Linked DNA regions of Mus musculus: regions 2, 3, 4 and 5 are each linked to region 1. A link is a loop called in an ENCODE intact Hi-C map of the cell type or tissue named here. Cell type or tissue: heart. All regions are shown on one strand. Region 1 holds the start of Erp29 (endoplasmic reticulum protein 29). Region 2 has its middle 3.0 kb from the start of Rpl6. Region 3 holds the start of Naa25 (N(alpha)-acetyltransferase 25, NatB auxiliary subunit). Region 4 overlaps Acad12 (acyl-Coenzyme A dehydrogenase family, member 12). Region 5 holds the start of Aldh2 (aldehyde dehydrogenase 2, mitochondrial).

Region 1 (5,000 bases):
TGTCTTAAATTGTCCAGGCCAGAATTCTTTTAAAAAAGATTTATGTTTATGAGTGCTCTATCTACATGTAAACCTGCACACCAGAAGAGGACATCTAAAGTCATTACAGATGGCTGTAATCCACTATGAGAGACTCGAACTCAGGACCTCTGGAAGAGTAGCTGGTGCTTTTAACCGCTGATCCATTGAGCCCGAGGCCAGAATTTTTTATGACATATTTCACAATCTGAATGACTTCAGTTTAGCCAAGTATAATGGTGCTTGTCTATAGTCCCAGCCAGCACGTGGGGCAGGACATAGGTCAGCTCCCAAGAACTAACCCTGATGGATACCTATACCCACTGAACGTTCCTTCCTTACCGTCCTTCTACCCCATCTCTCCTTTGTCTACTCAGAACCACAGCCTTCTGTGTCTCATTTCTTTGCTACCATGTTTTAAAAACTTGTTCACGTTATAACACGTGACAGTACTTCAAGCCTCCCCCCCCCCTTCTTTTGGAGTCAGGGTCTATGTAGTTGAGGCTAGCTTACACTGGTCCTTCTGTCTCGCTTCCCAAGTGCTCATGTGTGTGTCAGCACACCTTGCTTAGCATGCTGGATATTTTTCCCTCCAAGTAAACCACACTATCAAGTAATAGCCGCTTGAGTTGTTTCTTCCCCTTACTATTGTAGATAGCACTGCCCTGAATGTTCACACATGTGTTTTGCTTGAGCACACAGATTCGATTCCAGCTGGTTTTGGACAGCAGTTTTGCCTTCTCATCTTCAACTTTAAAACAATTCCTTTTAATTCTATGTGCATGTGTGGCTGTGTGCATGAGTACAGGTACCAGAGGAGGCCAGCAGGGGGTGCTTGATCCCCCTGGAGCTAGAGTTACAGGCAGCTATGAACCGCCTGACATGGGTACCAGGAGCTGAACTCACATCCTCTGCAAGAACAGTGTTTGCTGTTAACCACTGAACCCTCTCTCCAGCGGCCACCTCCAACCCTTCATGCCTGTAATGCAGTGGTCCCAACTTGTCATTTTTGTCACAAACACTGAAGATAAAAAGAACTTACACCAGGCATGGTGGCGCACGCCTTTAATCCCAGGACTCAGGAGGCAGAGGCAGGTGGATTTCTGAGTTCGAGGCCAGCCTGGTCTACAGAATGAGTTCCAGGACAGCCTGGGCTACACAGAGAAACCCTGTCTAGAATAACCAAAAAACAAACAAACAAAAAAAACCCTTATTTTTGACATTACCTTGGTTTTTCATTTTTAAGGATAACAACACTGCCTGGGGACATGAAAGACAGAAGCCATGGGAACAGGTCTCTGACACCAAAAAGTCCAGAGCTCTAAGGGCCCAGCAGCAGGCGAGACTGAAAATGTAAAGCAGAGCACATCCCTGAGGCCCAGTTGGCCTCGCTTCTGCCTGGAGGCTCCTTCCTGGGTTCTCTTCTCGGCTTCCTCTATCACTCAAGATTCAGTTCAGTTCCCTTCTAGTGGACAGGACTATGCTAGTCACCTATCGCTTCGTTCTCTTAACGCTCTCCTCCCATCTCGATCGGAAACCGTACTGTCATTTCCTGTGCTTTCCACTAAGATGTGTATTTCTAAGAATAAGGACTGTGTTCTAGTGCATTTCTCAAGCCCCCATGTCTGGAATGAACACAACTCTAGGCTTCTTAGAGAGCTGACACTGATGGGTTTCGAGTCAGGGCGGGTTGAAGCAGGGTGGTGCATCAAAAGCCCAGCACAGAATCCCTACCCAGGGGCATACATCTGTAACCACAGGATGGTTGAACACTGAAGTAGAAAGGAGATTATGGCTAATGGAAGGTAGTAGTGGTGTTCTGTACATGTGTTTACGTGTGTGGGTGCCATGGGATGATTGAGGTCAGAGGATAATTTGTGGGAGTCTGTTCTTTCCCCTGACCACGTAGGTCCAGAGGATTGAACTCTGGCCACCAGGCTTGGTGGAAGCTTGCTGAGCCATCTCACGGGCCCTTCAATGGCTTTAAGACAAGGTCATTAAGTTTCCTAGATTGGCCTTGAACTTTTGACCTTTCTGTCTCTCCCTCCCCAGTGTGACACTATGACTGGCTGAAATTCTGTATTCACTGAAAAAAGAATCTGCTAAGAGCGCATCATGCCCCAGACACCATTCTAAATGGACACAGCAGTGACCAACACTGGGCCTCTCTGATGGAGCCTTCTAGTGATGGTCGGAAAGAGCCATGAGGAAATAGTTTTCTTTTTTAAGTTGGAGATCACTGAAAGGCGAGGCATGTAACAAGATTCCTGGACAAAACACCAGGAGGCGCCCTTTGTCTTTTAAGAGAACAGTCAGAATGAGGAACTGAGAACACAGAAGGGGACTCTAAAGGCGCCTGTGTTGAGGGGTTGGACAGGGCTGTTTTGGAAAGGGTTGCTGTTAGGACCCCCCCTATACCTGTTAAGACACCTGTTCACTCATGGGAACGCAACTCATCTGGTATGCTGTGTAGAGAGTCAGAAAAATACATCAGGTACTTCAGGGCATTGGTGGCACACGCCTTCAAACCCAGCACTAGGGAGAGTGGCAGAGGCAGGCAGATCTCTCTGAGTTCGAGGCCCGTCTGCTCTACAGAGCTAGTTCCAGGACAGCCAAAGTTACAAAGAAAAGCCCTGTTTAAAAAAAAAAACAAAAACAAAAACAAAAAAATAAAAATCATATCAGGTACTTCATAAACATGTCATCGTCTATGAAATATGAATGAGAAGCTGAAAACGGCAAGGAGTGCCCTCACGGGTACCAACAGGTCAATCTGGGCAACTGAGAAAGCGAGGGGACAAGAGAAGTTAACATTTAACCTAAGACAGAGCCACGAGAAGTAACCTATTCCAAAGATGGCAAAGAATGTTCCAGTCACAAGGAACGGCCACTGCGGATGGACTAACAGCTGTGAGCTAGGGGCAGTCAGAGAGAAGGCTTGTGTTGCCTGGAGACGATTGGAAAAGGGGGCAAATGACTAGGAAATGAGATGGAATAAGGGTCGTTCCTTGCTTGCTACTATATTAAGTAGAATCTCATGGTGCTGCCTGGTGGCCTGTGGGGTTAAGGGGGGGAGGGAGATGACACCCTCAGGGCAGATCCTTAAAGATGGAGAAGCAGGGAGCTGGTGAGAAGGCTCAGTGGTTAAGAGTGCCAACTGCTCTTCTGAAGGTCCTGAGTTCAAATCCCAGCAACCAAACAGTGGCTCACAACCATCCGTAACAAAATCTGATGCCCTCTTCTGAAGTGTCTGAAGACAGCTACAGTGTACTTACATATAATAAATAAATCTTTAAAAAAAAAAGATGGAGAAGCAGCAACTGACTAAACCCATGGTGCAAAATGTCCTTTTTATTCACACTTGGACTGTGGTATTACTAGGTTGCTATATAGGTTGGATGGATGACTAATAAGATGCTTAATTTTTTTTAATTAAAAAAAAATACAAACTTGAATGGGTTACACGTGTGTGGGGGGGGGGGTTCCTAACAGCAACCCTTTCCAAAACAGCCCTGTCCAACCCCTCAACACAGGCGCCTTTAGAGTCCCCTTCTGCGTTCTCAGTTCCTCATTCTGACACAATAAGAAAATGACCAAGTCTCTCCGCGCTAAGCCCAATAGAGGAACTAAGAAGATTCTGGTAACTAGAGACATGCACGAAGAACTGAGTCCAGAGGCCACTGCACTCAGCCTGCAACATTTCCACCGTCCATTTGCTCAGTCTTCGAAACCAATTTTTGTTTTAAAATAAATAAAATTGCTGAGGGTAGTGTAGTTTCTTACATGCCTTGACCGGGTTTTGTTCATTTCGTACTCCACTCCCCCAAGATGCTCTCTACAGGTGGGAGCCCTGCAATCTTTTTAACCCTTGCACTTTGTAGGGGGGCCGTGTGCGGTCTGAACCCGGTTTGCACATGGCCAAGAACGCTACAATCCATCCTCCGAGGAGCAGACTGGCATGCTAACCCAGTTCTCTCGGCCATCTCCACCCCATCCGAGAGCCTAGGAGCGTAGACCTCGCCCCGCCCTCCGGTCTTCCACTTGTGACTCGTGGATTGGATCTTTCCTATCATTGTCTTTTTCCCCAGTTGATAAAGGAAAAGGGACACTTGGTTCCCTTTGACTGCGCTTTGGTAGCTTTTTGTAAAAAAACAGATGTAGCGAGTACCGGGGTTGCAAGGATGCCGGGTGGTCAGGGTGCGCCCCTGCTCTGTCGACACTGGGCCTATAGGATGGTGGGGCGTGTAGGGATGGTCCCCAAGGACTGCCTGCTGCTGCCACCCCTCCGGGCCCAACGTCCCCGTGGGCTCGCGCTGCCACGGGCGTCTATCTGCACCTGCGCACGATCCCCGTCGCCCGCCGCCCTCATTACCTTGTAGAAAGTGACTGTGTCCAAGGGAAGGGCACCCTTCGTGTGTAGGCCGCTGCCGCCGTGCGGAGCAAAGAGGAGCAGCAGGCCCAGGAGCACGGACAGCAGTGGGGAGAGAGAAGCAGCGCCAGACACCCCGGCGGCGGCGGCCATCACGCCGGATGGTGGGAGCGGGAGAGACAGGCAAGCTACAGGCGGAGCGCTCCGAGTGGGCGGTCACGTCACGGGGAGGGCCGTCCTGCCGGCGGCGCGCATGAACGCAAGCGGCCACCGCCAGAGCGAGATGCTCCGGCCGCCTCCGGGGTGGAAGGGAGGGGCCGCGGAGGGGCGGGGCAGAGAGAGGGAGCGGCTGCGCATGCGTCGTAGGCGGAGCGGCGAGCGGGCGGGGTCGCGGGACGGGACGGGCCTGCCGCGCACGCGCACGCGCACGCGCACGCGCACTTGGCGACACTCGGCTAGGCCGTGTTCCGCTGCGTTCTCGCGGGAGGCGCCGCTTCGACCCTTCCCCTCGTTGCCCTCTCTCTCGCCTCGGAAGAAGACGTGGCGGCGTCCCTTCCTTCCCTGCGCTGGGCGGTCCTGCGGTCTCAAGAGACCCGCCGCCTCCCTCGGTTAG
Region 2 (5,000 bases), 250 kb before region 1:
CTGCCTGAGTTTCCAACACTCAGGGGCTGAAGCAGAAAGAATGCTGAGTTTGAGGCCAGTCTGGGAGATTTAGCAAACATCAATCTAGCTAAGGCTATAAAACAAGATGCTGCTGGGCGGTGGTGGCACACACCTTTAATCCCAGCTCTCAGGAGGCAGAGGCAGGCAGATTTCTGAGTTCGAGGCCAGCCTGGTCTACAGAGTGAGTTCCAGGACAGCCAGGGCTATTACAGAGAAACCCTGTCTCAAAAATCAAAAACAAAAAAAACCAAAAAAAAAAAAAAAAAAAAAAACAAGATGCTGTCTCAAACAATAAAAAGTAGGGGGTGGAGAGATGGCTTCAGGTTAAAGTCCTTGCCATCTTTGATAGATATTCTTGCTTGTCAACTCGACCACATCTGGAACTAACTAAAACCCAAAGATGGCAGAACACACCTGTGAGGGATTTTTGCGTAGTTAGATCATTTGAAGTGGGAAGATCCATCTCGGATCCAGATCTTTGAGGTGAGAAGACTCACTTCTAGTCTGGACCACACCTCCTGTCTGTGGCTTATATAAAGGGCATGGAAGAAGGAAGCTCTTGCTCTGCCTGCTTGCTCTCATCTTGTTGGCAAGCCCATTCCTTCACTGGTATTCGGAGCCTACTTCTTAAGGATTTTAGAATACACCGAAGACCAGCTGAGACATCCAGCTTCATGGATGGAACAACTACCGTGTTCTTGAACCTAAATTTAATGCATAGGCATCAATTGCTAGATTATTAGCTTGACCACGGCTTGTAAATCATTCTAATAAATCCCCATTGGATGGATGGATAGATGGATAGATAGATTCATCCTATAAATTCTGTTAATCTAGAGAGCTCTGACTGATACATTTCCCTTTTAGAAGATCTGGATTTAGTTCCCAGAATCCACATGGTGATCCACAACTGTCTGTAACTCCAGTTGCAGGAACACAATACTATCTAGTGGTTTCCTTGGGCTTCTACACACATGTAGTATCTACCTATATGTATTTGTATGTGTATATGATGTATATGTTATTTCTATATATCTATATCCATCTGTATCTATATACATACTCATATCTATCTGTATATCCATATATACCTATCTGCCTATTATCTATCTACCAACTGTCTATTCATCTGTCTCTATGTACCTACCTATTATATGTTTATTCATCTATCTATTCACCTCTCTCTCTTTCTCCCTCTCCCCCTCTATGTATCTATCTATCCATAAGCATACACACTCAAGCATACACCCACGAAAATAAATAAGTGAATCTAAAGACAAACAAACAACAAAAACCATGGACCAACAAGATAGTTTGGTTCAGCAGATAGAGGAGGGGCTTGCTGCCAAGTCTGATGGTCAGAGTTCAATCCCCGGAGACTCAGAGTGGGAGGAGAGAGTCAACTTCCTGTAAGTGTCCTCCGACCTCCACAAATGCTCTGCTTTACACACACACACACACACACCTGTACAATATACAAAATGAAACATAACACATTTGAAGAGTCAAAAAAAAGCCAGTTGCTTTCTCTTATTTTTAACTCCTACACCCCCTTATAAAATTATTATTATTATTATGACTATTATTATTATTGGTTTTTTGAGACAGGGTTTCTCTGTTTAGCCCTGGCTGTCCTGACACTCACTCTGTAGACCAGGCTGGCCTTGAACTCAGAAATCCACCTGCCTCTGCCTCCCAAGTGCTGGGATTAAAGGCTTGCGCCACCATGCCCGGCTATTTTTTTTAAAGAATTATTTTATTTAATTATATGAGTAAACTGCTACTCCCTTGAGACACTCCAGAAGAGAGCATTAGTTCTCACTACAGATGGTTATGAGCCATCATGTGGTTGTTGGGAATTGAACTCAGGACCTCTGGAAGAGCAGCCAGTGCTCTTAACCCCTAAGCCATCTCTTCAACCCAGATTATTTATTTCAAAAAATATATTGTATTTTATATCAAAAGAGAGACCCGGGTTCCCTGGAGCTGGAAGTAAAGATGGCTGTGAGCAGTCATGTTGGTCCTGGGAACCAAACCTGGGTCCTCTGTAAGAGCAGTCAGTGGTCTTAATTGCTGAGCCACCTGTCCATCCCCCACTTCCCATTATCTGCAAGTTAAGTGTAATTCCTATGCCAGCCCCCAGCCCCCACCAGTGTTACCTGGGCTGGAACCCAGAATTTGAGAGCTTCGTACAGCCCCAGCTCATTTCCTTTCCTTAGATTTATTTATTTATTTATTTATTTAATCTGGGCTACGCCTTTCATCTGGGATTAAAGGTGTGGTGGAACACACCTTTAATCTGGGCTACACCTTCTGCTGGAGACAATATAAGGACATTGGAAGAAGGGAGTCTAGCTCTTGCTCTTGCTTATTTATTTATTTATTTATTTATTTATTTATTTATTTATTTATTTATTTATGGTTTTTCCAGACAGGGTTTCTCTGTGTAGCCCTGGCTGTCCTAGAATTCACTCTGTAGACCAGGCTGCCTCTGCCTCCAGAGTGCTGGGATTAAAGGCATGTGCCACCTCGCCCGGCAGGATTTTTTACTTTATTTATTGTTGTTATTGTTATTGTTGTTGTTGCTATTATTATTATTATTATTTGAGACAGTTACACAAATGATAAAATAGATAAATACTAGAAAAAATAAAAGTAAAAGCAGGTACTTACTGGGTGTGGTAGTTCACATGTTCAATCCCAGCATTTGGGAGGCAGGCGCAGGAGGATCTCTGGAAGTTTGAGGCCAGCCTGGTCCATACAGAGTGCTCTGAGACAGCCAGAGCTGAACAGTGAGACCCTGTTTCAAAAAAGTTAGAAGCAGGAAGTTAATATTTTTTACCTTATGGTCATGAATTCTGCAATACCACATCCAAACACAAGAGGGGGATCAGTTATGCATTTACTTCAGTATCAGATCATTTAACAAGCCGACCAGGTGAGTGAAAGACTCTGACATGGTCAGGCTTTTTTTTATTGTTGTTTTTTTTTTTTTCTCTTTTTCGAGACAGGGTTTCTTTGTGTAGTCCTGACTGTCCTGGAACTCACTCTATAGACCAGCCTAGCATTGAACTCAGAAATCTGCCTGCCTCTGCCTCCCAAGTGCTGGGATAGCAACAAAGGCCAAGAAGTACTTTCCTCTGGAAACACACACACAAACACACACTAACTAGTAGCTAAATAATAGAATAATTAACTTTTTTTTTTTTTTTTTGGCTTTTCGAGACAGGGTTTCTCTGTGTAGTCCTGGCTGTCCTAGAACTCGCTCTGTAGACCAGGCTGGCCTCGAACTCAGAAATCCGCCTGCCTCTGCCTCCCAAGTGCTGGGATTAAAGGTGTGCGCCACCACGCCCGGCTTAAATTTCTTCTTAAGACTCTGCTTGGACAGTAAATGTCATAAAATTCAACAATTGATAATAAGACTTGAGATGGGCATGGTACAGCATGCCTTTGATCTTAGTACTTGACAGGCAGAAGCTTTGTTCAAGTTCAGCCTGGTCTATAGATGCTGTCTTGACAAAGCAGTTAGGAGCACTGACTGTCCTTCCAGAGGTCCTGAGTTCAATTCCCAGCAACCACATGATGGCTCACAATTATTTATAACAGGATCTGATGCCCTCTTCTGGCCTGTAGGTATATATGCAGATAGAGCACTCATACATTAAATAAATATTTCAAAAAGAAAAACCAGAAGGGCTGGGGAAGAGAGAGAGAATCGGATTGTACTCTGAGGTCTTCACAGTGCTCTGTTTTCTGTGGTCTTCAGTGTCATGAGGTCTTTAGAGGCAGCCCACCACTCCCTCTTTCACCTTTAACCACAGCCAGAGAAAGGGAAGAGATTCCTGGAGACTCAACCATGAAGATGGGGTTTAGAGCCGAATTGAAGGGCCACAGACATGGCTCAGTGGGTCAGGTGCTTGCTACAAAGTTCTGAGTTCCATTCATGGGACCCACACTGTGGGACAACAAAAGTGGTTGTAAGTTGTCCTCAGACCTCCACCCACACAGCACACACACCCACACACACACACACACATATAGAAAGTCAAGAGAGGGTGGGTGGCTATGGGGGACTTTTGGTATAGCATTGCAAATGTAAATGAGCGAAATACCTAATAAAAAATGGAAAAAAAAAAAAAAGAAAAAAAAAAAGAAGATAAAAAAAAAAAAAAGAAAGTCAAGAGAAAAGCTCCTACCACTAGCAACAGGCAACAGACAAGTAGAAGACAATAGAAATCATGTGTATACGTCGTTCTAAGCACTATGAGGTAGAGGATAATTGTTATATGCGGGGCCTGTGATGACCTAAGTCCTCTTAAGATGACTGATCTCTAGGCCTCATGTGGTAGAGAGAGCCGGCGTCCCCAAGTTGTCCACTGACTTCCATCTGTATGCTGGGGCATGCATCCACTCCCCACTCCCACATGCTCACATAAGCATACACATAAAATAAAATGTAATAAAAAGTAAGGCACTGTCAGGTATACAGTGTCATTTTTCAAAGGATAGTAGCTTATTTAAAAATGTAATGAACAAAAAAGTTTTATTTTAAATCTTATTTATTTTTTCCTATTTAATTTGTTTATTTTGTTTTGGGGGCAGGGTTTGCTTGCATAGCCTTGGCTCTCCTAGAACTAGCTTTGTAGTTCAGGCTGGCCTCAAACTCACAGAGATCTACCAGCCTCTGCCTTCCTAGTGCTGGGATTGAAGGGGTGTGCCACCACTGTCAGACTTTTTTTTTTTAAAGATTTATTTATTTATTTATTATTTATGTATTTGGTTTTCAAAACAGGGTTTCTCTGCATAGCCCTGGCAAGATTTATTTATCTTATGTATATGAGTACACTACACTGTAGCTGTCTTCAGACACACCAGAAGAGGGTATGGGATCCCATTACAGATGGTTATGAGCCATCATGTGGTTGCTGGAAATTGAACTCAAAAAACTCTGGAAGAGCAGCCAGTTCTCTTAACCACTG
Region 3 (5,000 bases), 52 kb before region 1:
GCTCAGCAGTTATGAGCTGTTTGCTCTGCCATAGGACCAGAGTTTGGTCCCCAGTGCTCACGCTGTGGTTTGAAATGTGCTGTGACTCAAGTCCAGGGATCTGACACACTCTTGTAGCCTCTGATAGCTGCAGGCACATATGTGGTGCACAGGCGTCCATGTAAGGGAGTGCCTGTACACATAAAAAGAATAGGGCAGGAGCGGGCTCCAGGGGTGTGAGCTTTGGATAAGCAAGCATGATGTCTTGGCTTCTGATCCTGAGCACACATGGGAAAGGCTGGGCTTGCCTTACTGTAGCTTCAAATGGAGGACGGCAGAAACTTGCTGGCTGCCAGCTCAGCTGAAAAAATAGCCAGCTCCACGTTCAGTTGAGAGACCCTCTCTCAGGTGAATGGGATGAGGACTGACAGAGAAGGACAAACAGCCACCTTCTCTCGCCTCTTCAGGTACTCATTACCCCCACACATGTATGCATACATACAAAAATACTGAAAACATTCTGTGTACTGCCTGGGTCTATGTAGTTAAAAATTCTGAGCCTAGGCAAGTCCTCTGGGTGTGTGCTGATTCAGGCGTGTGTATGTGTGTATGTGTGTCATTTTGAATGTAAACTTTAATTTAAAACATGTGTATAAGCATTTTGTCTGCATGTACAACTAACTGTGCAGCACCTGTATCCAGTGCCCAGAGGCCAGAAGAGGGCCTCAGATTCCCTGCAACTAAAGTTACCGACAGTTGTGGTGCTGGGAACTGAACCTTGGTTTGTTTTCCTTCCATTTTTCCTTCCTTCCTCTTCCTCCTCTTTTTCAAGACAGGGTTTCTCTGTGTAGCCCTGGCTGTCCTGGAACTCACTCTGTAGACCAGGCTGGCCTCAAACTCAGAAATCCACCTGCCTCTGCCTCCCAAGTGCTTGGACTAAAGGCGTGCGCCACCATGCCCTGGCAGCTTTCACATTTTTACAGTGGATTACAACCTTTCTGAAGCTGCAACCTTTTAACACAGGGCCTCATGTTGTGGTGACCCCTACCCCCAACCATGAAATTATTTCATTGCTACTTCATAACTGTAACTTTGCTCATGTTACCAATTGTAAACATCTGAAATAGAATGAATGAGGGTCACGAACCACAGGTTGAGAACCACTGTGGTAGACAGAGAGACCCTCCACACTTTGGGTATTGGAGTGCCCACACACATATATACAGAAACACACATGAAATAACCAATGGTAAGCTTTTAAAACTTGTAAGGGACACATTCAAACAGTTATACATCTGTACAGGGTACTATGTATTGCCCCATACTTGTATACATTGTGTAATGTTTAAATCCCTAAGCTAAATCAGCTCAAACATGTACCATTTCTTCTCCCTCTCTTTTGAGACAGGGTCTTCCTATGTAGCTAGCCCAGTCTGGCCCTTACTAGCCTCTTGTCTTAGCCCCTTCAGTGCGGTAGTTACGGATATACACCTTACATACCGCTAAAGCTACAAGATTCACTGGTCTGTGAAAGTGTTACAAACGCCAAATCCAGTTACATGCAGCTGGAGAAGAGGAGCCATGAACTGAGGGAAAAATTGTTGGGGCAAGGAGGAATGCCAGCCAAATAGGGCAAGCAACCACTTGGTGGGAGAACCTTTTTATTTTTATTTCTATCCATTTCTTTATAGGGACAGGGTCTCTACATAGCCTTGGCTGTCCTGGAACTCATTATGTAGACCAGGCTAACCTCGAACTCAAGGAGATCCGCCTGCCTCTGCCTCCCGAGTGCTGGGGATACCTTTAGCTCCTTGTCATTATCGCCGCCCAAATAGCACTCATAACTCTGGGCCGTGCGAATTGTAAATCTGTACAAAGAAAGCTCATTATACCGTCTAGTGCCGTGGGAATGTTAAAAGCAACCTACTTAAAGAGCTTGCACTAGTGTCTAGCCACGCACAGCACTGAGTTCAGGGAACGGGTGGAGGAGGGCTCGCAGGCTTTTTCTACAGTTTCACTGTTGGGCAAGCACGCTCCCAGGGCTCCCACTCAACAAGTTCCAGGTTGCTTCACCATCAAGGGCCAAAACCAACTGGTTCTTCTAGCTGTTACAGTCAGTGAGATTAAACCGCACTCTCTCTCCACGCCTTCAACCACAACAACCGCCCCTGGGGTCCCGATGACTCCGCAGGCAAAAAAAAAAAAAAAAAAAAAAAAAATCAAACCACAGCGCCAATTAAAGGAGAGGCGAGCCACCCTTTCTACGCAGGCGCACTCCGCCGTACCTCCCCTCCACTATCGCGATAGGTCGGCGAGCTCGACGCTGGCCCTTTAACGGCCCCTTCCCGGGGGCCTGCTCAGCGCTTGCGCACTGAGGTTCTGCGCTTGTCATCATGGCGACGCGGGGCCATGTGCAGGACCCTAACGACCGGCGCCTCCGGCCCATTTACGGTGAGTACCCCGGAGTCGGTCTGTTAGCCACCGCGGCGAGACAAAGCGTGCCCCGGTTCGGGCGAAGGCCAGGGAGGGTCGCTGGGGTCGCGCGCGGGGTGGGGCGGCGAGGGGGCGGACCGCGCGGGGCGCTAGGCCGCAGCCTCGCCCTCGCTTAGGCGCGGACCCCGGCGTCGCTGGACCCGGAGGCGACAAGACAACGGTGGGTGCGCGCCGCTGTCAACTCTGTGCGGATCGCGCCGCCGCTTGGAGACCAGCGCTCCCGGCAGGTTGTTTTATTCCAGCCGCTCCCGAGGAACCCCCGCGCGGTCTTTTCTTGCAGGTGACAAGCGGCTCAGGCGCGACGGTGGGAGCGCTCGCCTCCGGAAGGGAGATACCCCAGTGATGATTGCTCTGGGTACCAGGATGAGGATCCGGGGAGGGCTGTCTTACAGAATGTAGTCTAAGTGCACGTGGGGAAACTGAGACCCGGAGAAGGGAAGGGGCTGATGCAAGGTCACTGAGACCCGAGTCCCATCCTGATGCAGGAACAGCTGTTCTGGGCACACGTGGGAGGCGGGGGGGAGGGGGTCGCGGGCCCCGAATAGCGGGCAAGAGATGGCAGGAGCTGGTGTTGCCGGAGCGGCCGGCCAGGCTGCTGGAATGGAAGGTTTTTTGTTTTTTTTAACCTTTCAGCACCGTGTCTGAGGTTTATTCTCTGCCTCTTGACTTCCTCGTGCTTTTGCTTGCGTTGAACCCTCCTCACGGCGCGCATCCCAAACCCCGCAGGCTTTCAAGATGTGTCTTTATCGTCATCTTCCCACCGTAATAGAATAAAAAGAATCACCAAACTGAGTCAGAGAGAAAACACTTTGCAGTGACTGAGATGTTCTGTTATTGGAAGCGGTGCCTTATTTATTTATTTATTTATTTTATTTAATTTTGCCATGTCTCGCTCGCCTCGTTGATGGTTGTATGGTCTTGTCTCAGGTAATGATGAGGAAGGAAGCTTTATCAAGGTCAGTGCTTTTTTTTTTTTTTTTTTTTTGGCTACAGCAGACCTCACGTTTTCAGTGTGGCTATGGGTTTTGGGCTCTTTCGTTTTTAGGGGTTTTCCTCTCCCCTTGGCAGAATGGGTGCTTGTGTCTCTAGCAAATTGGTACATATGTGGGTTCTTGCTTGCCAGTTTGATGTCTGTGCACCACGTGCATTCCTGGTGCTTGAAGAGGGGCATCAGGATGTCCTGGATCTGTAGTTACAGACTGTTGTAAGCCAGGGTGTAGGTGCTGGGTCTGGAACAAGACCTCTCTATGTAGCCCTCGACTGCGTGGAACTCATAGAAATCACCAGCTTTCTGCCTTCCGAGTGCTGGGATTAAAGGTGCCACCAAACCCAGCTGCTCATTCCTTCCTTTTTTTTGAGACAGGGTTTCTCTGTGTAGCCCTGGCTGTCCTGGAACTCACCTTGTAGACCAGGCTGGCCTCGCTGGCCTCGAACTCAGACATCTGCCCGCCTCTGCTTCCCAAGTGCTGGGATTAAAGGCAGGCACTACCACTGCCCAGTACTCTTTTCTTTTTTTAAGTAACAGGTCTTGAACTCCTTAGGTGGACCAGCTGGACTCAAGCTTTCAGCTCCCCTGCCTGTGGCTCCCAACTGTTGGGATTACAGTCACGTGGCCCTATGCCCAGCAATCATACTTTCATATATGTGTGTGATGAAATTCTTTTTTTATTCCATTTGATGAAGAAATGTTTTTTGGGCGTGTGTGTGTGGTGGAGTGTGGTCACATGAATGACACTGTGAGCCTGTGGAGTTCAGAGGACACCATGCTAGAGGGAGTTGGTTCTTCCCTATCATAAAGGTCCTGGGCTATCGTAAACGTTATCAGGAATGGTGGTAAGTACCCTCACCTGATGAGCCATCTCTACAGCCCTTGGTGCTCTGTTGTGTGATGGCTTACCTTCCCATCACTTGTTTCTAGCAGTAATGGCCCTGTGGGTAATCATAATGAGTTTAGAAAACTTAATCCAGTCTGTGCCCTTGAGCTTTCAACACACACACACACACACACACACACACACACTCCCCGTAGACAGCTGGAGCAGGAATCCTATTGCTCTTATGTGATTTATCTAGCTCAGATACATCCTGGACTTGGGATTTGAACTCCAGGCTCGGTGTCTTAACCACTGTGTTAGAAGTTGCGTCATGTTGATTCTTCTAAGATTGCAGGGGTGGGGCCTATCGGGAAGAGGACTCAGATTTCCCCATGGCTGCACATCCTGCCTTTGCAGTCCCCGTGTGGACCAGGCTTGTCTCTGACTTTCCACTGTCCTGCTTCTGGGTAATAGAAAGTAAAACCTAAGTTAAGGGTTCATGGTTTGTGAATCACATCCTTACACAGACAAGGAATGTTGACTTCTCCTTTTTCTGAAAAGTCTTTTATAAAAAGACTAAACCCTTTTTTTTAAAGAATAATTAGATTTATAACATTGTTCTTGAAGACCAAGGGGAACGTTATTGGTCTTATATTCAGTTATGTTTTGAATTGCTCAATAAAAAGTACCATTTCACATTGCCAAACATCAGGA
Region 4 (5,000 bases), 150 kb after region 1:
GACAGCTAACTGGGGTTGAGGGTCTGAGGTAGGCAATGCAGTGCTCACTACAGATGACACACCAATAGAGAATGTCCTGCAGAGGCTGATGGCTGATTACAGCTACAGTGATTCTGGAGAGCTGGGAATGGTACAGGCTCAGAGCCTTGAATCTTGGGCTGTCACTCACAGGACCTCAGTAACCATTTATTGCCCACTTCTGTCATGACAGCAAACCTTGTGACCGAGGGAAATCCGTCTGGAATGTGAAGATCGCTACCTTCCACCAACCCAAGAGCTGAGAAGGTTATCAGACAGTGCCAGAGACAGACAGCAGAGATGTCCCACGCACTCCGGTCAAGTCTGCTTGACAGGCTGAGAAGTCTGTAAGCACTCACGAGGAAAAGAGTTTCAAGGAAACTCACCTCCTGGAGCTTTGGCGTTCTCATTTACCCATATACTCATACCCTATCCCCGTGTTAGTCTGGTGTATGGAACTATGAGCTCTTTTTTAGTATTTTATTATAAATGCCTTTTAAGATTAAATTCTGATATAGTTAAGTCTCCCCAGTGTTCCAAGTTCCCAGAAGCCGACTAACTTGGATTCCGGCCCGGCCAGAATGCAAAAAGAAGTTATCTATTCAGTAACTAATTAAGCATTACAAAAGATGGAGCCAGTAGCTCAGAGCTGGTCTGCAGAGGATTTACTAAGGACAGTAGCAAATCTCACCCAAACAAGGGAATACCATGAAAGAGCCAGGGAATCCCACCGAGATAGAAATCTTCAGTACGGGCTGCATTGCATATTAGAAGCAAGTTGGTGAATTCTCCTGACAAATGGATTCTCCAGTTACTTAAAAGTTACACTCATATAAGAATTTAGCAGCCGGGCGTGGTGGCACACGCCTTTAATCCCTGCACTCGGGAGGCAGAGGCAGGTGGATTTCTGAGTTCGAGGCCAGCCTGGTCTACAGAGTGAGTTCCAGGACAGCCAGGGCTACACAGAGAAACCCTGTCTCAAAAAACAAACAAACAAACAAACAAACAAAAACAACAAAAAAGAATTTAGCAAGGCCTAGGAAATAGGGGGGTTGTGATACTGCATTATTCATGAGGCCTGCCAAGAGCCCCTGGTGCTTGCCTTCACAAGGTTCAAAGGTATAGCACTAGAGTGTGAAATCCTTGCCTGTCACTAAGCTGACCCTAGGCAGGACTGCTTTATCTTTACTGTAAACATTTACCTGGCTCCTGTAAATCCTTTTGAAGTCATTCCTTTGTTTTGTGTCAGGTAACTTCAATGTACCTTGCCTGCTGTGACGTCTGACCCCTTGTATTTTCTGTACTATATAAGATTGCTGTTCACTTTGTGAGAATACATTCAGATTCTACACAATCTCCTGTGTTGGTCTGTCTGTCACCCACCGACGCCTTGCTCACCTGCCCCAGAGACTCGTTCCACACAGACAAAGGGACCCAGAGGGTCTGCAGCAGAGATGTCTCTGCCTCGTTTGCTTGAAGCACCATCAACACAACTCAAAGTGTTCTATGACTTTCTCCTTTGTTGCTATACAAACTGCATGAAGGTGGGCGTGGCAGCACAGATGCTTAATCCCAAAGGTGGACCTCTATGAGGTCTATGCTGTGTGTTTGTGTGTGTGTCTATGTGTGTGTGTGTAAGAAAGAGATTCATAGTTAGATCGTGCCTTTCAAGAAAACAGAGCCAGGCAGTTGTGGCACATACCTTTCATCCTAGTGCTTGAGAGGCAGAGGCAGAGGCAGAGGCAGGGGGAATCTCTGTGAGTTTGAGGCCAGGCTGATTTACAAAGCAAGTTAGTTCCAGGACAGCCCAGTTCTTCTTCCACCCCTTTAATGAAGCCTTGGACTTGAAAATAGGAGAGACAGCCAGACACAGCTTCTGGCCAAGACCGCTCCCAGGGAGGCAGGAAGGAAGGACTGAGGGAACTCCACCAAGGTGCACATCGCCACCTGCTGGTGACTGCAAGCCTCACAGTCTGGAGTTCCAAGGGCAACAAGAGTCAAAAGCATTCGTGTTTTATTTATCTATCTCTAGGATATTAATTTTACAAAAATAATATATCTTGTGAGTGACTGTCAACTTTAATTCAAAATACAGGAAAAAATACCCAGTATCCCACCACCTACCTGATGATAGCATTTGCTTACTTCAAATAATTTTCAAAAGCTTCCAGGAGACCTGCTAAGACCTCACCTAAAGCTCACCACAAGAGGACTTAAGCCTTTGTTGGATGTTATTAAGGGAAATGCAAATTCACTGGTGAAAAACAAAAGCCTTTGCAGAAAGTAGAGGAAGCTTCTGTAATCAATTGTTATCAATTATAATCAATGGTAATCAAATATTAGCTGCATATTCTAGTTATTGTTACTCAATGTGCCCACAGCAATTCTTTGACAAAAGAGAATATTAATGTAGAATCATCTTTATTCATCTCCAAGTAACGTTTGGTTTTTTTTTTGTTTTTGTTTTGTTTTTTGGTGCACCACCACACCTGGCCCAAGTAAAGTTTTAACATCCTATTATGACGCTGTTGTGGTGTTAAAAAGGAATTGTAGGATAAAAACATGAAGGTTTTTTTTTTTTTTTAAAGTCTTAAAAACCTGCCTGTTCCTTGTTTTGAAGAGCAATTAAATTGGTTATTGCAGCCGGGTCTGGTGGCGCACACCTTTCACACCTTTGATCTAAGCACTCAGGAGGCAGAGGCAGGCGGATTTCTGAGTTCGAGGCCAGCCTGGTCTACAGAGTGAGTTCCAGGACAGCCAGGGCTACACAGAGAAACCCTGTCTCGAAAAACCAAAATAAAAAAAAAAAAAAAAAAAAAAAAGGAACTCCTCCTAGATTGCCTGGACAGGACCTCTTGAGGTGATGCTGTCCCGGATTTATATCCCAGGCAGATTATAAGCCTTATACAAGTATAAGCCTTATACAAGAACGATTGGCCACTTAACCTCCTTCTTTACATCATCAAAATAGTAATGGTGTGAGATAATGTGGTATTTTTGGAAAATTTGCATATCAAACTGTAAAGACTTGTTCTCAATGTCCTCAGTTTCTACCTGTTCCACACAATGGTGTTAATTCTAGAGGAATTAACTTATACTTAATCAATTATTGCAAATGGATATTCATATTTCTGATTTAAAAAAATAACATATGCACATATGACTATTGATACCTTTTCAGGCTTTCTAGTTGCTACTGCTCTGACAAGAGAAGCAAGGATAAATGTAACTAGTAATTTCCTATGTTAATTTTTTTTATGCTTTTTTTTTTTTGTTGTTGTTTTTTGTTTTTTTCAAGACAGGGTTCCTCTGTGTAGCCCTGGCTGTCCTGGAACTCACTCTGTAGACCAGGCTGGCCCTGGTTTCTCAGAGAGCTTCCTGTATTCTTTGATTTACACGCAGGGTTTACTCATCACCAGAATAAGTTTCCACCAAATTGTGTGCTGCTTATAGAAGCCTAAGACAAACTGTGAGCGAAGACTCCTGAAGTTTGAACCCACACCAGCTTGGTCACCCCTGACTGACCCTCCTGCAGATCCTCACTCTGCTGCCATGGTAGTAGCAGAGTCCCTAGCCTTTAAGGGGCTCATGGCCAATGACTTCTATTTGAGACAGTGTCATACTCTAGTCTGAAAGTTTCAGCAATCCTCCTGCCTCAGCTCACGAGTGCTAGAATTAAAGGCATAAGATACCATGCCTGGACATATTGACCAAGGAAGCTGTTATGCACAGGGTCAGTTGCTGTGACCCCAGGGGCACAAACAGGCCATGCATGATCTAACCTTCAGATGTGCTGGGAACAAATGGTTCCTGGCTGCCACAATCCTCTGGGGTTGAGAACCTTGCCCTCAGCCACCATAAAACCTGCTCTTGGCTTCTGGCCACCTAGACAGAGAGGTGCCCATCCCACTCTGGAAGCCAGCTGAAGCCATGTAAAGTACATGCAAAACAGAGATGCAGATTCCAGGCATGGACACTGCCCTGTGAGCTCTGTTCTCAGAGGAGACCAGTGGTTGGAATTCCTCAGCCAGCAACAGTGGGTTTGAGTCAATGTGGGTACAGGGGGGCTTACCCGTGTCTTCATGAGTGCCAGGGCCCTCTCTGAATACCCAATCAACCTCATGGAGTTATGAATCCGGGCACGCCCCAGCCTGCCCTGAGCGATCTCAAAGGCTCTGCCAGGGCCCAGAATTATGTTTTCCTTAGGCACACGCACGTCCTTGAACTGTACTTCAGCAAAGCCACCTGAAACATCAATATGCAGTTTCTTTGGATATCTGTATACCTTGCTTTGGTTAGGGCTATCTACAGGCACTGGCCTTAGGCTTCTAACTGGGTCACAGCTAAGGAGGGACAGTGGACCGAGAAATATAGAAAGGGAGTTGATGTCTACAGTAAAAACAAGTTATTTTATTTGTTTACTTGTTTGTTTGTTTCTCCCTTTTATTTTTCTTTCTTTTTTTTCTTTTTGGAGACAGGGTTTCTCTGTGTAGTTGAACTCAGAGACCTACCTAAATCTGCCTCCCAAGTTCTGGTATTAAAGGCATGTGCCATCACTACTTGTATATGATGTCAGCATATAGGCATGTTACATTAGGGAAAATCTGAAGAGAACTTTCAAGAGTCAGGTCTCTTCTACCATGTAGGTCCTGAGGATAGAACTCAGGGTGCCCAGCTTGCAGCAAGCATTTTTATCTACTGAGCCATGTCACTGGCCACAAATTATTGACTGATTTATTTTTACTTGTATTATGTGTTGGTTGTGTGTGTTTTGTGTGTGTGTGTGTGTGTGTGTGTGTGTGTGCATATGCCCAAGCATGCGCGAGGAGCTCAGAGGACAACCAGCAGAGCCAGCTAGTTTTCTCTACCATGTGGGTCCCAAGGAATCAGGCTTGGTGGACATACCCACTGAGCCATCTCACTGGGCTTGTGGCTAAAATAGGATGCAGGACAAAAGCCTTAGATGAGAAATGGTGCATCAG
Region 5 (5,000 bases), 140 kb after region 1:
TGTGCTTCTTTCAGAAGCCACACTCAGGGATCCATTCTGAGGGAAGCTGAAGTCGCAGAAAGTATCTTCCACCTAAGAAGTTTACCTAACCTGTGGTCACACTTGGGACAGAAGGCGAGAGGACTCCAGAAAGATGAGCCAAACCTCGTTCAGCTTGCTTCGGTTAGGCAAGAAGGTGAGGACATTCAGATGGGGCCACGAAGCTTAAAAAAAAACATACCTACTGGGATGCTTGGGCCCTGCAGGTGCCCTTGTTAGCAAGCCCAGAGTCTAGGGAAGCCACCTCAAGGCCACACTGGCTGCTCCTTGGGGCAAATGGCCCTAGTGACAGCCATAGAGATTATGCAGGAACACACAGAACCCAGAGCCACTGCTTCCAAGTCCTGCTATCCCTGGCAGCAGGGTTTGCAATGATGCCACACTTTTAACACCCCGAGGTTTCTAGTGTTCCCTCCACGAGCTGCCTGGCTTAGGGCAGAGAGCTTGTGTTCTCCAAAAAAAAGCTTTAAAAGCTGAGAAAGATAAGCAGTGTTCCGGAGACAGAGTGTTTAGGGACCCGAGTGGCAGGTAGCCAGCATGCTGTCTCCCACACAAACTTATAAAAGCAAAGAACAGAGCAAGGCCACTCGCATTAACAGTGCTCTTGTGATGTGTGCAATAGGTCAGTGCCATGAAACTTCGGTAATGAACGTGCACTATCCTTGTGATGTCGAAAAAGGCAGCAATGGGGGAGGGGAGTCACTCTAACACCCCCCACCCCCACCCACGGATCACTCACAACTGAATCAAGCCAGAGCACGCATTGGACCTGATACTTTGTGCCCTGCCTCCTGATGAACCAGAGGAACAAAGCTATTGATCAGGTGCTTCCTCTTGCAGTCAATTCCGGCTCTTTTTGAAGTTCAGCTCCTTCAAGCCTGACTGATTGCTTCAGCATCAGCTGCCAGTTAAAAAACCAGCAGCTACTGAAATTTACAGCTTGTATTATGCAAAAGATGGGTTGTTTGTTTGTTTGTTTGTTTGTTTTCCCTTGGATTGACTCCTTGTAGCACTCCTCATGGGCATTTTCAAACAGGTCCTGCGCATGTGTAAATGGCTGCCAGGTCCTGGAAGTACATACTGCAGAAAGCAAGAGGCTAAGGCTACAACACCGGTGGTCAGCAGTCCATCTGGAGGATGTCCACGTTCAACATGAGATCCGACCACTGCTCCTACCCAGAGTTGCAAGAGACCATGGAATGTTTTGGCTAAGGGCTTACTTTTGGAATCCCAGACAAGAACCCAGACTTCACCTTAACTTGGCTCTTTAGGAACCTGACCAGACCTCAGTCTCTTGAGCTGTGTAGTGGGGATAGTTATAGCATCAAACTCCCAGTTCTAAAGCTTATGGGTTAAAGACTGAATTGTTTAGGACGCTGCCCTGCACAAAGGTTGGGGGAGGGGACTTTTGGGGAACCCGGACTGCAGCTCACACCAAGTGCCAAGTGCACGAGGCCCTGTAGTATCAAGAGACATGGGATCACTGTCGCCCAGCACTGGGAAGCCTGGGGCAGGAGAATTACAAGTTCAAGGCCAGCCTGGACAACTTAGTGAGATCCTGTTTCAAAGAAAAAGTAGAGAGAAAGCTGAAGACCGGAGGTGGTAGCTGCGTGTCTGGCCTGCACAAATCCAAAGTGGGGTGGGAGTGGCTGACGGAAGAACACAGAATTCCGGGCCAGCCTTGGCTACAAAATGAGATCTTCTTTCAAAATAACACATCAAGATATCAGCCCTGACTGCTTTCCCATTTTACAGAAGAGGGCAGCCAAGTCCCACTTGTTGCACAAACAAAAAGAATACTTCACAACCACGTTCTTTCATGTGATTCCAGACTTTACCAAAACTCAAAAAGCTAAGACAACATTCCAAAGTCCCGGTTGGGTAAGAGCGGCCACAGAGGGGTCCTGACCCAGCTTTTGCTTCTGAACTCTGGCTCAGGTCTGCGTGAATCGGGTAGGGGTGTATGGGAGGTCTCGCAGAGAGGAGCTGGGACGGCTGGGCCTTCCTGGGTGAACCCGGACCGCGCGGGGAAGGAGCAGGCTGCATCGATGCGGGGTAAAGAGGCCCAGGACTGTCCCAGGCCGAGAGGCGACACACTGCGGCCACATGGGCAAGGGAAGACGCGCGCAAAGATCGCTGGGCGCGGAGGGGAAACTGAGGCCGCGTCGCCCGCTCCGTCCCGCCCTAGGGCCCGAGGAGGCGAAGTGAGTCTCACCTGGTTGCAGAAGACCTCAGGCTGATGGTTGGGGGCTGGCACCGCGCTGGTGGCGGCGGCGGACAACAGGCGGCTCAGGCGCGGTCCGCGGCGGACAGTGGTGAGTGCGGCGCGCAGCATGCTGAACTGAGCGGAGCTTAACTGACCCGAACTGAACTGAAATGGGCGAGCCGAGCCGAACGGAGCCGAGAGAAGCCTTGCCGATCGGAGGGCGACTGCAGCGTTGAAGAACAAGTCCTCGCCTCCGCCCCCTGCAGCCGCCAATGGGAGGCGGAGACACGGGGGCGTGGTCAGGGAGTCCCAGCCCCTCACGGCCTAAGGGGCGCGACCCCTGGCTCCCAAAGCCAAGTCAGAGATGGAGTTTGCAGAACCCTGAGAAAGCCTAGCCAGAGTGGTGTGCGCTCCTAGCAGGGTGGCTGGCGCCTAAGGCTCACATCTGTGCAGATATGGCGGCGAAGAGAATTCATGAATGCGGTTATTCCATGAACAGCCTGGGACTGGGCACTTGAGGTGCAGGACGTCATTGGCTAGAAAGAGACGTGGACGCCTGGTCACTTGTGTGCCTTTCAACCAGGTGAACGCATCACTAGGCTAAGGAGATGGTGAGAATCTTGGCAGGGGCTTCTGGGTAGTGCAAAGAGAAGTGTTTTGAAACCCAGGAGCCCCAAACTGGGTGGAGCCCTTGGAAGCTGAGGCCCAGCCTGTTTCTGAAGCACCCAGAAGGAGGAGACTGCTGTGTATGAGCATCGCCCTGCTTTGGTGACTCGAAGGATATTGTCACCCGCGCTGTAATAGCCAGTGACCAGACAAGGTGTCTGGGCGCGTTTCCTCGTGTGCCTCTCATTTTAGCACCGGACAGCTGAAGTTGTTCCGGACTCCGCACCGTTAGCACAAAACATGAGGAAAAAAGCATTTAAGGACCTCACAGGCTGGTCACATGACCCACCGTAGGTGCAAAGGAATCTGGGAAACTGAGAACGCTGTTGGGAGAAATTAAAAAGGAGCCACTGAGCAGACTTCCAGATTCCCCCCGGGGGTCTGCACATACAGAAATCCAAAAGATATGCTCGAATTTCATATCTCCCTGGAGACTGTGCAGCTCTGTATTAGTCAATCAGGTCAGAATGAAAGCTTGGCTCAGAGAGACACACAGGACCCCTTTGTTTTCAGAATTAAAAAAGAAAAACAGCAGAAAAATGGGTCTGGGTCTTTAATCTCAGCATTCAGGAAGTATTTATTTTATGTTTATGAGTACACTGTAGCTGTACTGATGGTTGTGAGCGATCATGTGGTTGCTGGGAATTTGAATTCAGGACTTCTGCTTGCTTGCTCAGGTCGGCCCCGCTGGCTTCAGTCTAAAGATTTATTTATTATATATCTAAGAACACTGTAGCTTTCTTCAGACACACAGAGGATGTCAGATCTCATTACTGATGGTTGTGAGCCACCATGTGGTTGCTGAGATTTGAACTCAGGACCTTTTGAAAAGCAGTCAGTGCTCTTAACCTCTGAGCCATTTCTCCAGCCCTAGCATTCAGGAAGTAGAAGCAAGCAAATCTCTAGAAAGCTCGAGGCCAGCCTGGTGGTCTACATATGAGTTCCGGCTAGCCATCAATATATACATACATACATATATATATGTATATATATATATCCCTTCAAAAGTTTCACCTGCAGGGGCCCTCTGGGTGTGTTTGCTTGTTCTGCGTGGCAATTCGCCCTTGTGCAGAAGTAAACCATTTTGCCTTGCCAAATGTGGATCGTGAATCTCCACACCCATTTCCTGCAGGAAGGTGTCCCCATTCACTGTTTGTAAAAGGGCTACTTGCTGTCTCATTGACTACAGGCCCATTACCATTTAAAGAATTTTCTATGGGTGACATTTAGGTGGCTTCCAATCTTGGGGGACTACAAATAATGCCCCGGTTTGTAGAGCCACTAAGTCATGGGACATTTCCTAATTAAATACTGATAGTGCTATATACAGGCTCCTCCTCCATTTATGATTGGGTGTGGCCTTTAACTCTTCTCAGGTTGGAAGTATCACAAATCAAGAATGTGTTGAAAGTCTACTTTCGGGCTGAAGAGATGGCTCAGCTGTTAAGAGCACCGACTGCTTTTCCAGGGGTCCCCAGTTCAATTTTCAGCAACTACATGGTGGCTCAGAACCATCTGATGCCCTCTTCTGGTGTGCCTGAAGACAACGGCAGTGCACTCATATACATAAAATTAAAAAAAAAAAAACCTAAAACAAACAAAAAAAGACTTTTAAGAAAGTCTACTTTCTCGTGGTACCTGCCCTGTAACATCAGCATTCAGGAAGTGGAGTCAGGAGGATCAGGAGTTGAAGGTCAACCTGAGCTACATAAAGAGTTCTAGGCTAGTCTGGGCTACAGGAGACTCTATTTCAAACAAACAAATTACTTCCACACCCCTACCACAGAACACAGCTTATCTATTGTCACTGCCGTGCTGTAAATCCTACTTATCAAAAGTCAGTAAAAAGACTGGGTAGGATGGGACCCCAGTGTCGGACAGTGCCACCGCCCTATGGGAATCCATCCTGTTGCGTGCCAAGAGAAGCACAGGGAAGAAGAAGATAGTGCAGGTTGCTCAAAGTCACGTGTCCTTCCCCACTGGGTACCAGGACAGTTCCTGATGGACACAGGATGGTCGGATCTGAAGAAGCCAGGGGTGATCATCAGATCCTTCCCTTGTATCTTCTGAAGCCATGGTGTTCTCTCTC

What was found. A loop is a pair of places that touch in the nucleus more often than their neighbours do. Peaks named below come from ENCODE experiments on the same cell type or tissue, not always from the same donor. Only the 100,000 strongest peaks of a DNase experiment are listed, where the experiment ranks them.
Region 2: it touches region 1 in a loop (11-fold over the local background); 2 of 42 quality-filtered maps call a loop at or near these places.
Region 3: it touches region 1 in a loop (3-fold over the local background); 3 of 42 quality-filtered maps call a loop at or near these places.
Region 4: it touches region 1 in a loop (3.0-fold over the local background); 5 of 42 quality-filtered maps call a loop at or near these places.
Region 5: it touches region 1 in a loop (2.5-fold over the local background); 5 of 42 quality-filtered maps call a loop at or near these places.

What each region holds. Positions count from the first base shown.
Region 1 is chr5:121,447,801-121,452,800 of GRCm38, forward strand. Erp29 (endoplasmic reticulum protein 29) reads right to left here and starts at 4,674. Exons shown (of 3, transcript NM_026129.2): 1 at 4,391-4,674. The coding sequence starts at 4,540. It also overlaps a transcript of Tmem116 not described here. In heart, CTCF peaks have their summits at 842 (motif pointing right), 2,296 (motif pointing right), 4,486 and 4,693; DNase peaks (open chromatin) are centred at 3,641, 4,051 and 4,701; H3K4me3 peaks cover 1,631 bases; H3K27ac peaks cover 1,527 bases.
Region 2 is chr5:121,199,037-121,204,036 of GRCm38, forward strand. No RefSeq gene overlaps it. Among named protein-coding and RNA genes, the nearest start is that of Rpl6, 3.0 kb to the right of the region's middle. In heart, a CTCF peak has its summit at 2,903; no DNase peak of the experiment used is centred here; H3K27ac peaks cover 113 bases.
Region 3 is chr5:121,395,633-121,400,632 of GRCm38, forward strand. It overlaps Naa25 (N(alpha)-acetyltransferase 25, NatB auxiliary subunit), which reads left to right and starts at 2,363. Exons shown (of 24, transcript NM_172722.4): 1 at 2,363-2,430. The coding sequence starts at 2,373. In heart, no CTCF peak of the experiment used is centred here; DNase peaks (open chromatin) are centred at 1,699, 2,319 and 2,949; H3K4me3 peaks cover 2,489 bases; H3K27ac peaks cover 1,930 bases.
Region 4 is chr5:121,600,164-121,605,163 of GRCm38, forward strand. Acad12 (acyl-Coenzyme A dehydrogenase family, member 12) reads right to left here. Exons shown (of 11, transcript NM_178799.3): 8 at 4,091-4,263. Among named protein-coding and RNA genes, the nearest start is that of Aldh2, 8.8 kb to the left of the region's middle. In heart, a CTCF peak has its summit at 1,973 (motif pointing left); DNase peaks (open chromatin) are centred at 1,558 and 1,928; H3K27ac peaks cover 354 bases.
Region 5 is chr5:121,591,108-121,596,107 of GRCm38, forward strand. Aldh2 (aldehyde dehydrogenase 2, mitochondrial) reads right to left here and starts at 2,717. Exons shown (of 13, transcript NM_009656.4): 1 at 2,255-2,717. The coding sequence starts at 2,374. In heart, CTCF peaks have their summits at 2,452, 2,651 and 2,978; DNase peaks (open chromatin) are centred at 424, 1,214, 1,404, 2,514 and 1 weaker place; H3K4me3 peaks cover 2,070 bases; H3K27ac peaks cover 1,716 bases; H3K27me3 peaks cover 537 bases.